2 separate regions of the Homo sapiens genome follow, and region 2 is linked to region 1. A link is an interaction called in ENCODE POLR2A ChIA-PET data of the cell type or tissue named here. Cell type or tissue: OCI-LY7. All regions are shown on one strand.

Region 1 (5,000 bases):
CCCTTATTCTCTTTTGTTATTTTGCATTGTCAGGTTGATCTTAAAAGCTTGAATATTAATCTATCCCGGATTTTAAATTATGTACACTAGTGCGAATCTTTTCTTTTCTTTTTCTTTTTTGGCTTCTCTGGGCTCTTGCTTAATCAATTATCATTATAATTCCCCCATTTTATCCTAAATTTCTTCCTCCCCACTATTTTCTTCTCTCCACTTATAAATGTATATAGGCTCTTGAATCTTTATTTCACTCTGCTCCTTTGTGAGTTACTCTTTTTTCCATCCTTCCTTTTAGGATAGTATTTCCTTACTTCCTTAATGTCCAACTAACTGAATCCTTTTTGCTACCTAGCTTATTTCCCCATTTTCTTTGAAACTGTTCTTTCTAAACCAATGACTTCCTAATTCCTAAAGCCAGTAGCCTTTTCTCAGTCTCCCTTTCCCAAATATTTTACATATTTGCTTTACCTATTTTTGCTATTTTAGTGTAAAATATGGACATATAGGTACTTCAGCCCTAAAGACTTAAGTATGTCCTGTCGAAAATGATATGTTGTTCTTACATAATTGAAGAGGTGGGGCCTGTTGTCTTAAAGGATGTTCCCTTTCTCCTTATAATTCTGTTTCCTTGGTGTCTATTGTTCATGTGATCCAGGATTTTTCAATAATGGCACTATGGACGTTGCGGGGCTGTCCTGCCATGGTAGGATGTTTAGCAGATCTCTGGCCTTTATCTACTAGATAGATACCAGTAGTACCCTGCTCCCCCAGCAAGTTGTGGCAGCCAAAAAAATCTTTAGACACTGCTAAATCTCCCCTGGGGAACAAAATTAGCCTCAGTTGAGAACCACTGATCTAATTCCTTTCTTCTCATTTTTGCTAGTTCCACTTCTATTAAACTGCAACTTACTAAAAATTTGTTTTCCAAATTGTTAGAAACATATACGGGCATCATACCTCAAAGATATTGCAGATTCAATTCCAGACCACCATAATAAAGTGAATATTGAAGTACAGTGAGTCACACAATCAAAAAATCAAAATTTTTAATTCTCAGTGCATATGAAAGTTGTGTTTACACTGTAGTCTGTTAAGTGTGCAAGACTATTGTCTAAAAAGCAGTGTATGTACCTTAATTTAGAAATATTTTATTGCTAAAAAATGCTAATGACAATCTGAACCTTTAGCGAGTTAAATCTTTTTGTTGGTGGAGGGTCTTGCCTCCATGTTGATGGCTGCTGACTGATCAGGGTAGTGGTTGCTGAAGGTTAGGGTGGCTGTAGCAATTTCTTGAAATAAGACAACAGTGAAGTTTGCTGCATCTACTGACTCTTCCTTTTACAAAAAATTTCTCTGTAACATGAAATGCTGTTTGATGACATTTTACCCACAGTAGAAATTCTTTCAAAACAAGAGTCAATTCTCTCAAGCCCTGGTGCTGCTTTATCAGCTAAATTTAGGTAATAGTCTGAATCATTTGTTGTCATTTCAACAGTATTCACAACCTCTTCACCAGGAATAGATTCCATTTCAGGAAACCACTTTCCTTGCTCATTCATAAGAAGCAATTCCTTATTTGTTCAAGGTCATGAAATTGCAGCAATTCAGCCACATCTTCAGTCTCTACTTCTAGTTCTCTTGCTATTTCCACTGCACGTGTAGTTTACTTCCTCTACTGAAGTCTTAAACCTCTCAAAGTCATCCGTGAGGGTTAGAATCAACTTAACTCTTGTTAATGTTGATATTTTGACCTCTTCCCATGAACCACAAATGTTCTTTATGGCATTTAAAATGGTGAATCCCGGCCAGGCACAGTGGCTCACACCTGTAATCCCAGCACTTTGGGAGGCTGAGGCAGGTGGACTACGTGAGGTGAGGAGTTTGAAACCAGCCTGGCCAACATGGCAAAAACCCATCTCTACTAAAAATACAAAAATTAGCTAGGTGTGGTGGTGCTGCTTGTAATCCCAGCTACTTGGGAGGCTGAAGCAGGAGAATTGCTTGAACCCAGGAGGCAGAGGTTGCAGTGAGCCAAGATTGCGCCACCACACTCTAGCCTGTGCTATGGAGCAAGACTCCATCTCAAAAATAAATAAAATAAAATAAGATAAAATGGTGAATCCTTCCCGGACGGGGGGTTGAGTTTTTCTGGTTTTGTTTTTTGTTTTGAAGACAGGGTCTCGCTCTGTTGCCTAGACCGGAATGTACTGGTGCAGTCATGGCTCACTGCAGCCCCAACCTCCTGTGCTCAAGTGATGTTCCTGCCTTATCCTTCCAAGTATCTGGTACTACAGATTGCATACCACATCTGGCTAGTTTTTGTTTTGTTTCTGTAGAGACAGGGTCTCACTGTGTTGCCCAGGCTAGTCTTGAACTCCTGGGCTTAATCAGTCCTCCCACCTCAGCCTCCCAAAAAGTTGGGATAGTAGGCATGAGCCACCATGCCTAACCCCAGGAGGTTTTAAATGGACTTTGCCCAAATCATCAGAGGAATCACTGTGGCAGCTATAGCCTTATGAAATGTATTTCTGAAATAATAAGACTTGAAGTTGAAATTACTCCTTGTTTCATGGGCTGCAAAATGGATGTTGTGTTAGTGGGCATGAAAAAAGCAACATGGATCTCCTTGTACATCTTCACCAGAGCTCTTGGGTGACCAGGTGCATTGTCATTGAGCGGTAATATTTTGAAAGGAATCTTTTTTTCTGAGCAGTAGGCCTCACCCATGTGCTTAAAATATTCAGGAAACCATACTGTGAACAGATGTGATATCAGTTAGGCTTTGTTGTTTCATTTATAGAGCATAGGAAGAGTAGATTTAGCATAATTCTTAAGGGCCTTAGGATTTTTAAAATGGTAAATGAGTATTGGCTTCAACTTAAAGTCAGCAACTGCATTAGCCCCTAACGAGGAGTCAGGCTGTCCGTTGAAGCTTTGAAGCCAGGCATTGACTTCTCCTCAATAGCTGCGAAAATCCTAGATTTTCCAATATAAGGCGTTTTCCAATTATAAGGCAGTTTAGTCCACATTGAAAATTCATTGTTTAGTGTAGCCACCTTCATCAGTGATCTTAGCTAGATTTTCTTGATAACTTGTTGCTTCTCTATCAGTATTTGCTGCTTCACCGTGTACTTTTATGTTATGGAGAGGGCTTCTTTCCTTAAACCTCACGAACTAACTTCTAGCTTCAAACTTTTCTTCTGTGGCTTCCTTACTTTGCTCAGCCTTCATAGAATGGAAAACAGCTAGGACATTGATCTGGATTGGGCTTTGGCCAAAGGGAATGTTGTGGCTGGTTTGATCTTCTGTTCGGACTACTAAAACTGTCTCTGTATCAGCAATAAGACTGTTTAACTTTCTTACCCTTTGTGTGTTCACTGGAGTAGCATTTTTAATTTCTTTCAAGAATTTTTCTTTTGCATTCATAACTTGGCTGTTTGGCACAAGAGGCCTAGCTATCGATTGGCCTGTCTTGGTTTTCAACTAAGCTTAATCATTTCTTTTTTTTTTTTTTTTTTTTCTTTTTCAGACGGAGTCTCACTTTGTTGCCCAGGCTAGAGTGCGATGGCGTGATCTTGGCTCACCACAACCTCCATCTCCTGGGTTCAAGTGATTCTCCTGCCTCAGCCTCCTGAGTAGGTGGGGTTATAGGTGCCCGCCACCGCACCCAGCTAATTTTCTGTTTTTAGTAGAGACGGGGTTTCGCCATGTTGGTCAGGCTGGTCTCGAACTGACCTCAAGTGATTTGCCCACCTTGGCCACCCAAAGTGCTGGGATTATAGGTGTGAGCCACTGCACCTGGCCTCTAAGCTTAATCATTTCTAGCTTTTGATTTAAAGTGAGAAACATGTGACTCTTCCTTTCATTTGGACACTTAAAAGGGTTATTAATTGACCTAATTACAATATTTTTGTGTCTCAAGGAATGAATAGGGAGGCCTGAGGAGAGAGAGAGAGACAGAGAAACTCTTGTTGGTAGAGTAGTCAGAACACAGACATTGTTAAGTTTGCCATCTTATATGGGCACGGTTTGTGGTACCCCAAAACAGTTACAGTAGTAACATTAGGCTGGGTGTGATGGCCCATGCCTGTAATCCCAGCACTTTGGGAGAGTGAGGTGGAAGGATCGCTTGAGCCCAGGAGTTCAAGACCAGCCTGGGCAAACATAGGGAGAGCCCGTCTCTACAAAAAAAAAAATTTTTTTTAACTAGCTGGGTGTGGCAGCATGCATCTGGACTCCCAGCTAGTTGGGAGGCTGAGGCAGGAGGATTGCTCGAGTCCAGGAGGTGGAGGCTGCCGTGAGCCATGGTCACACCACTGTACTCCAGCCTGGGTGCCAGAGTGAGACCCTGTCTCATAAAAAAATATGTAACATTAAAGATTACTGATCACAGATAACCATAACAGATACCATAATGAAAAGGTTTGAAATATTGTGAGAATTACCAAAATGTGCCACAGGGACACAAAGTGAGGATATACTATTAGAAAAATGGCACTGATAGGTATGCTCAATGCAGGGTTGTCACACACCTTTAGTTTGTTTAAAAAAAATCCACAATGTCTGCAAATCAATAAAGTGCAATAAAGCGAGATACACCTGTATAATGCCAGCTAGGGCTTCTGAATAGTCCGAATAACCACATGCAGAGGGGTTATTATTTTTACTAAACACAAACCTCTGAGGCATTAGTTGACTATACAGCTTCTTCCAGAATTAGAAGGTTTAAAAGAGAGCATAGGATTACGGGGGTTCACACTATCCTATAATAAACAGGAAGTAGGTGGAAGTTGTAGTTTTTCTGTATCTTCAGGGCCTTATGCTTGTTAGGGTACAAGAAAGATTAACCCGTTTCTCCCTGTCCTCCAGCTCCAAGAGCATCAAGAGGAGATTGAGGGGATGATGAATGCCCTCTTCAGGGGTGTCTTTGTTCATCGGTACAGGTGAGCTAATGGGCCTCTCTCATTGAAGCAGCTGGCCTTTGGTTATGGAATCTGAGGAAG
Region 2 (5,000 bases), 360 kb after region 1:
TGCCTCCCAGGTTCAAGCGATACTTGTGCCTTAGCCTCCTGAGTAGCTGAGATTACAGGCGTGCACTACCATGCCCGGCTAATTTTTGTATTTTTAGTAGAGACAGGTTTTCACCATATTGGCCAGGCTGGTCTCGAACTCCTGGCCTCAAGTGAGCTGCCTGCCTCGGCCTTCTAAAGTGCTGGGATTACAGGTGTGAGTCACTGTGCCTGGCCTCTCTTTGGAGACTTCTAATATCTCCAAAATATTCCAAATATTTCCCTTCTTTCCTGGAATTAGGAAGTAGCTTCAGATGGGGGGGTTCTATCTGAGCTTAGTTTATATGCTATTCTTTCACCCTTTCTCCCTCCTCCTCCTCCTCCCATGAACAGCCTGCCATGCTAACTGCATTATACTTCTCTTTCTTCCTGTTTCTCTCCCATAGGAGAGGGCTGAACCCCCCTCATCGTGTCAAGTCAATCTCCATGACAACTTTCACTGAGCCTGAAGTAGTATTCCTGCAATCCCGTGGAAATGAGGTGAGCTGCCACCGATGGAGTGGTGAGAAGGTCACCTATCTGCAGGTGGGGCTTTGCCTCAAGATTGTAGGGAAACCTTACGGTTTTATTTTTGGTTGAGTTTCTCTTAATTTTTTCATATGTATGATTTCTTTCCTTAGGTATATTTACAGAATCTTTATTCTGTTATACAAATCATGGTTTGTCTAGGCCTCCTTTTCAGGAGTCAGGGGAAGTAGCAATATCGTTGTAGGATGTGGCACCTGAGCAATGGAGGGGTAGAATGACCAGAGCTCCAGAGCGTGAGCATTCAGAGTTGACTGGGCCAGCCCCTCTGAGGAAGCTTTCCTGGAGCCAGCTCTGCTGCCTTCAGCCTCGACAACCTGGATTTAAGTGCATATCTTGTACTGGAAAGTGACTTAAACCCCTTCCCTAGCTAAATCTGCCGATCAGAAGTTGCTATCCTTGGCGTTAGCAGTACCCCAGCTTATGGGTGATTGGTTTACTTAGAGGGTATCCTCAAGGGCCTCTGGAGGTGTCCTGGAAGCCAGAGCTCTGAAAATTGTCCTGGACCCTACCCTTAGTGAAATTTAATTCTCCATAATTCTCATGGCCCTCTATTTTCCTTTTTCAATACATGTCACAAAATGTGATTATAACTTTAGTTTTATTTATCTAAGATATGACTGCCCCATTGGATTATAAACTCTGCGAGGACAGGAATCATATCTGGTTTGTAGGTAGACCCAGATCCTAGCACTGTGTCCATGCTCAATATTTGTTTATTTATTTATTTATTTATTTATTTATCAGAGACAAGCTCTTGCTTGCTCTGTCACCCAGGCTGGAGCTTAATGGTGCAATCTTGGCTCACTGCAACCTCAACCTCCTGGGCTCAAACGATCCTCCCACCTCAGCCTCCCAAGTAGCTCGAACTATAGGCACATGCCACCATGCTCCACTAATTTTTGTATTTTTTTAGAGAGTGGGTTTCGCTGTGTTGCCCAGACTGCTCTTGAACTCCCGTACTCAAGTGATCCACCCACCTCGGCCTTTCAAAGTGCTGAGATTACAGGTGTGAGCCACCACATCCAGCCAATATGTATTTACTGATGAATAAATAGGAAGTGGTGGCTGGGCGCGGTGGCTCATGCCTGTAATCCCAGCAGTTTGGGTAGCTGAGGTGGGCAGATAACGAGGTCAAGAGATCGAGGCCATCCTGGCCAACATGGTGAAACCTCATCTCTATTAAAAGTACAAAAATTAGCTGGGCGTGGTGGCGCATGCCTATAGTCTCAGCTACTTGGGAGACTGAGGCAGGAGAATTGCTTGAACCCCGGAGGTGGAGGTTGCAGTGAGCTGAGATCGTGCCACTGCACTCCAGCCCGGCGACAGAGCGAGACTCCGTCTCAAAAAAAAAAAAAAAAAAAAAAAAAGGAAGTGGTATTTTTTGTATTTCCTGCTTTCTGCTCCCACTCCTCTGACACCTTCATTCTTTTAGGTTTGCCGGAAGATTTGGTTGGGTCTGTTTGATGCTCGGACATCTTTAGTACCAGATTCCAGGGATCCTCAGAAAGTGAAGGAGTTTCTCCAGGAAAAATATGAGAAGAAGAGATGGTAAGGAGTAGGAAAGAGGTTGCTATGGAAACGTGTTCAAGACATTCTTCATCTGACAGTCCAGTTTCTAGAGTTGAATTTGGCCTTCTCACAAAAGACTAGACTTGGGTCGATTCTGTTCCACTCACATTCAGTTACGGCTAAAATAAATCTACATGAAAGGACAACTTGTTCTCAGTCACTAACCCTGCAGATTTTATGTCCTCTCTTTTGGAGAGATAGTAGACTGATTGGAGTCGGGAGGTAGGCCTGTGGGTGTTCATTTTTATAGCTCAGCTGATCTTATGTATGGGGAGAGATGGCTGGAAGCACACATCCTATAGTTTTATTCCTTTAACCCATCATTTTATGATTTTTTTTTTTTTTTGAGACAAGGTCTCACTCTGTTGCCCAGGCTAGAGTGCAGTGCCACAGTCACAGCTTACTGCAGTCTCAGCTTCTTGGAGCTCAGGTGATCCTCCTACCTCATCCTCCCCAGTAACTGGGACTACAGGTGTGTGCCACCATGCCTGGCTAATTTATATATATATATATATATATATATATATATATATATTTCTTTTTTTTTTTTTTTTTGAGACAGAGTCTCGCTCTGTCACCCAGGCTGGAGTGCAGTGGCGTGATCTCGGCTCACTCCAAGTTCCACCTCCCAGGTTCACGCCATTCTCCTGTCTCAGCCTCCCGAGTAGGTGGGACTACAGGCGCCCGCCACCACACCCAGCTAATTTTTTGTATTTTTAGTAGAGACGGAGTTTCACCGTGTTAGCCAGGATGGTCTCGATCTCCTGACCTCGTGATCCGCCCACCTTGGCTCCCAAAGTGCTGGGATTACAGGCGTGAGCCACTGCGCCCGGCCTTAATTTTTATATTTTTTGTAGAAATGAGGTTTCACCACGTTGCCCAGGCTGGTCTGAAACTCCTGGGCTCAAATGATCTGCCTGCCTTGGCCTCGCAAAGTGCTGGGATTACAGGCGTGAGCCACCGTGCCCGGCCTTGTTTCATGATTTATATGTACAGTCAGCCCTCTGTATCTGTAGATTCTGCAACCATGGATCCAATCAACCTCACATCAAAAATATTTGGGAAAATAGGCCAGGCAAGGTGGCTCACGCCTATAATCCCAGCACTTTGGGAGGCTGAGGTGGGCAGACCACTTGAGGTCAGGAGTTCGAGACTAGCCTGGCCAACATGGTGAAACCCCGTCCCTACTAAAAATACAAAAAAAATTAGCTGGGTGTGGGGGTGGACACTTGTAATCCCAGCTACTCTGGAGGCTGAGGCAGGAAAATTGCTTGAACCCAGGAGGCGGAGGTTGCAGTGAGCTGAGATCATGCCACTGTACTCCAGCCTGGGCAAAGAGAGAGAGACTGTCTCAAAAAAAAAAAAAAAAAAAAAAAAAAGTAGGGAACACAAAAAATAACAATACAACAATAAAAAATAATACAAATAAGGCCAGGTGTGGTGGCTCATGCCTGTAATCCCAGCACTTTGGGAGACCGAGGCGGGTGGATCACAGGGTCAGGACTAGTTCAAGACTAGCCTGGCCAAGATGGTGAAACCCCGTCTCTACTAAAAATACAAAAAATTAGCCAGGCATGGTCATGGGCACCTGTAATCCGAGCTACTCAGGAGGCTGAGGCAGAGAACTGCTTGAACCCGGGAGGCAGTGGTTGCAGTCAGCTGAGATCGTGCCACTGTACTCTAGCCTGGGTGACAGAGTGAAACTCCGTCTCAAAAAAAAAATAATAATACAAATAAAAAGCAATACAATATAGCAACTATTGCATGGCATTTACATTGTATTAGGTATTATAAGTAACCTAGAGATGATTTAAAGTATATTGGAGGATATACATATTTGATGCAAATACTTCACCATATTATATAAGAGACTTGAGTGTCCCGTCCTCTGATTATGGAATTGTCAGGGGGATCCTGGAACCAGTTCCCTGAGGATACCATGGGACAACTATATTTTGTCTTCCTGATGAAGGAAACAGCATCTCCATTCTCCCTTACCTTTCCTCTCCCCTGGTATCACTTCTTGTGGGATCTCTGGGGTGTGTACATGTTGGGAGGTAACTGTGAGGTAGAGAAGAGAATGCAGAGAACAAAGAGATTGATGTGGATAAGACCACACTGTGGAGTCCCTCCTAGGGATGTCCTCAGGATTAAGCTGACACTTACAGAGTAGGGGCCACATACACTGTAGTGGAAGGGAATTGTCCCGGCAGGAGCTGGCAGGATGGAAGTGTGGATTGTGAGCACCTAGAGGATGAGGCGGCAGGCAGCTTTTCTATGGAGCTGAGAAGAAGGAGTCTGAAGAAACACCCAGGAAATAAAAGAGGGGGACCTTTGCCAGGTGTGGTGGCTCATGCCTGTAATCCCAGAACTTTGGAGGCTAAGGCAGGAGGATCACCTGAGGCCAAGAGGTTGAGACCACCCTGGGCAACATAGTGAGACCTCTTCTCTACAAATAATTAAAAAATTAGCCAGGCATGGTAGCATGTACTTGTTTGTGGTCCCAGCTACTTGGGAGGCTGAGGCAGGAGAATCACTTGAGCCTAGGTAGTTAAGGCTGTGTTGAGCCAACATTGCCCCACTGCACTCCACCCTGGGCAACAGCGAGACCCTGTCTCAAAAAAACCAAAAGATGTTCAAGGGGATGCTCAAGATAGGCAGAACTTTGCTAAGTTGCTCGGTTCCCTTCAAAAAAGGGAATCAGTAGAGAAAAATGAGCATAGATTTTGACTCCTGTGTCTTCCCAAACATCTCAGCTGAGCGTGGTCCAAAGTTTTATCCCTCTCTTTACAGCCTAACTATTCTTTCTCAAAGGTATGTCCCCCCAGACCAAGTCAAGGGGCCCACTTATACCAAAGGCAGTGC

What was found. Peaks named below come from ENCODE experiments on the same cell type or tissue, not always from the same donor. Only the 100,000 strongest peaks of a DNase experiment are listed, where the experiment ranks them.
Region 2: POLR2A ChIA-PET joins it to region 1 with 5 read pairs; 1 of 35 experiments calls an interaction of 5 or more read pairs at or near these places.

What each region holds. Positions count from the first base shown.
Region 1 is chr7:100,190,443-100,195,442 of GRCh38, forward strand. It overlaps STAG3 (STAG3 cohesin complex component), which reads left to right. Exons shown (of 34, transcript NM_001282717.2): 9 at 4,867-4,940. Among named protein-coding and RNA genes, the nearest start is that of STAG3, 15 kb to the left of the region's middle. In OCI-LY7, no CTCF peak of the experiment used is centred here; DNase peaks (open chromatin) are centred at 1,659, 2,219, 2,709, 4,969 and 1 weaker place; H3K4me3 peaks cover 3,506 bases; H3K27ac peaks cover 5,000 bases.
Region 2 is chr7:100,548,398-100,553,397 of GRCh38, forward strand. AGFG2 (ArfGAP with FG repeats 2) reads left to right here. Exons shown (of 12, transcript NM_006076.5): 2 at 425-518; 3 at 1,999-2,114; 4 at 4,950-5,000. Among named protein-coding and RNA genes, the nearest start is that of AGFG2, 12 kb to the left of the region's middle. In OCI-LY7, no CTCF peak of the experiment used is centred here; a DNase peak (open chromatin) is centred at 2,064; H3K4me3 peaks cover 509 bases; H3K27ac peaks cover 2,199 bases.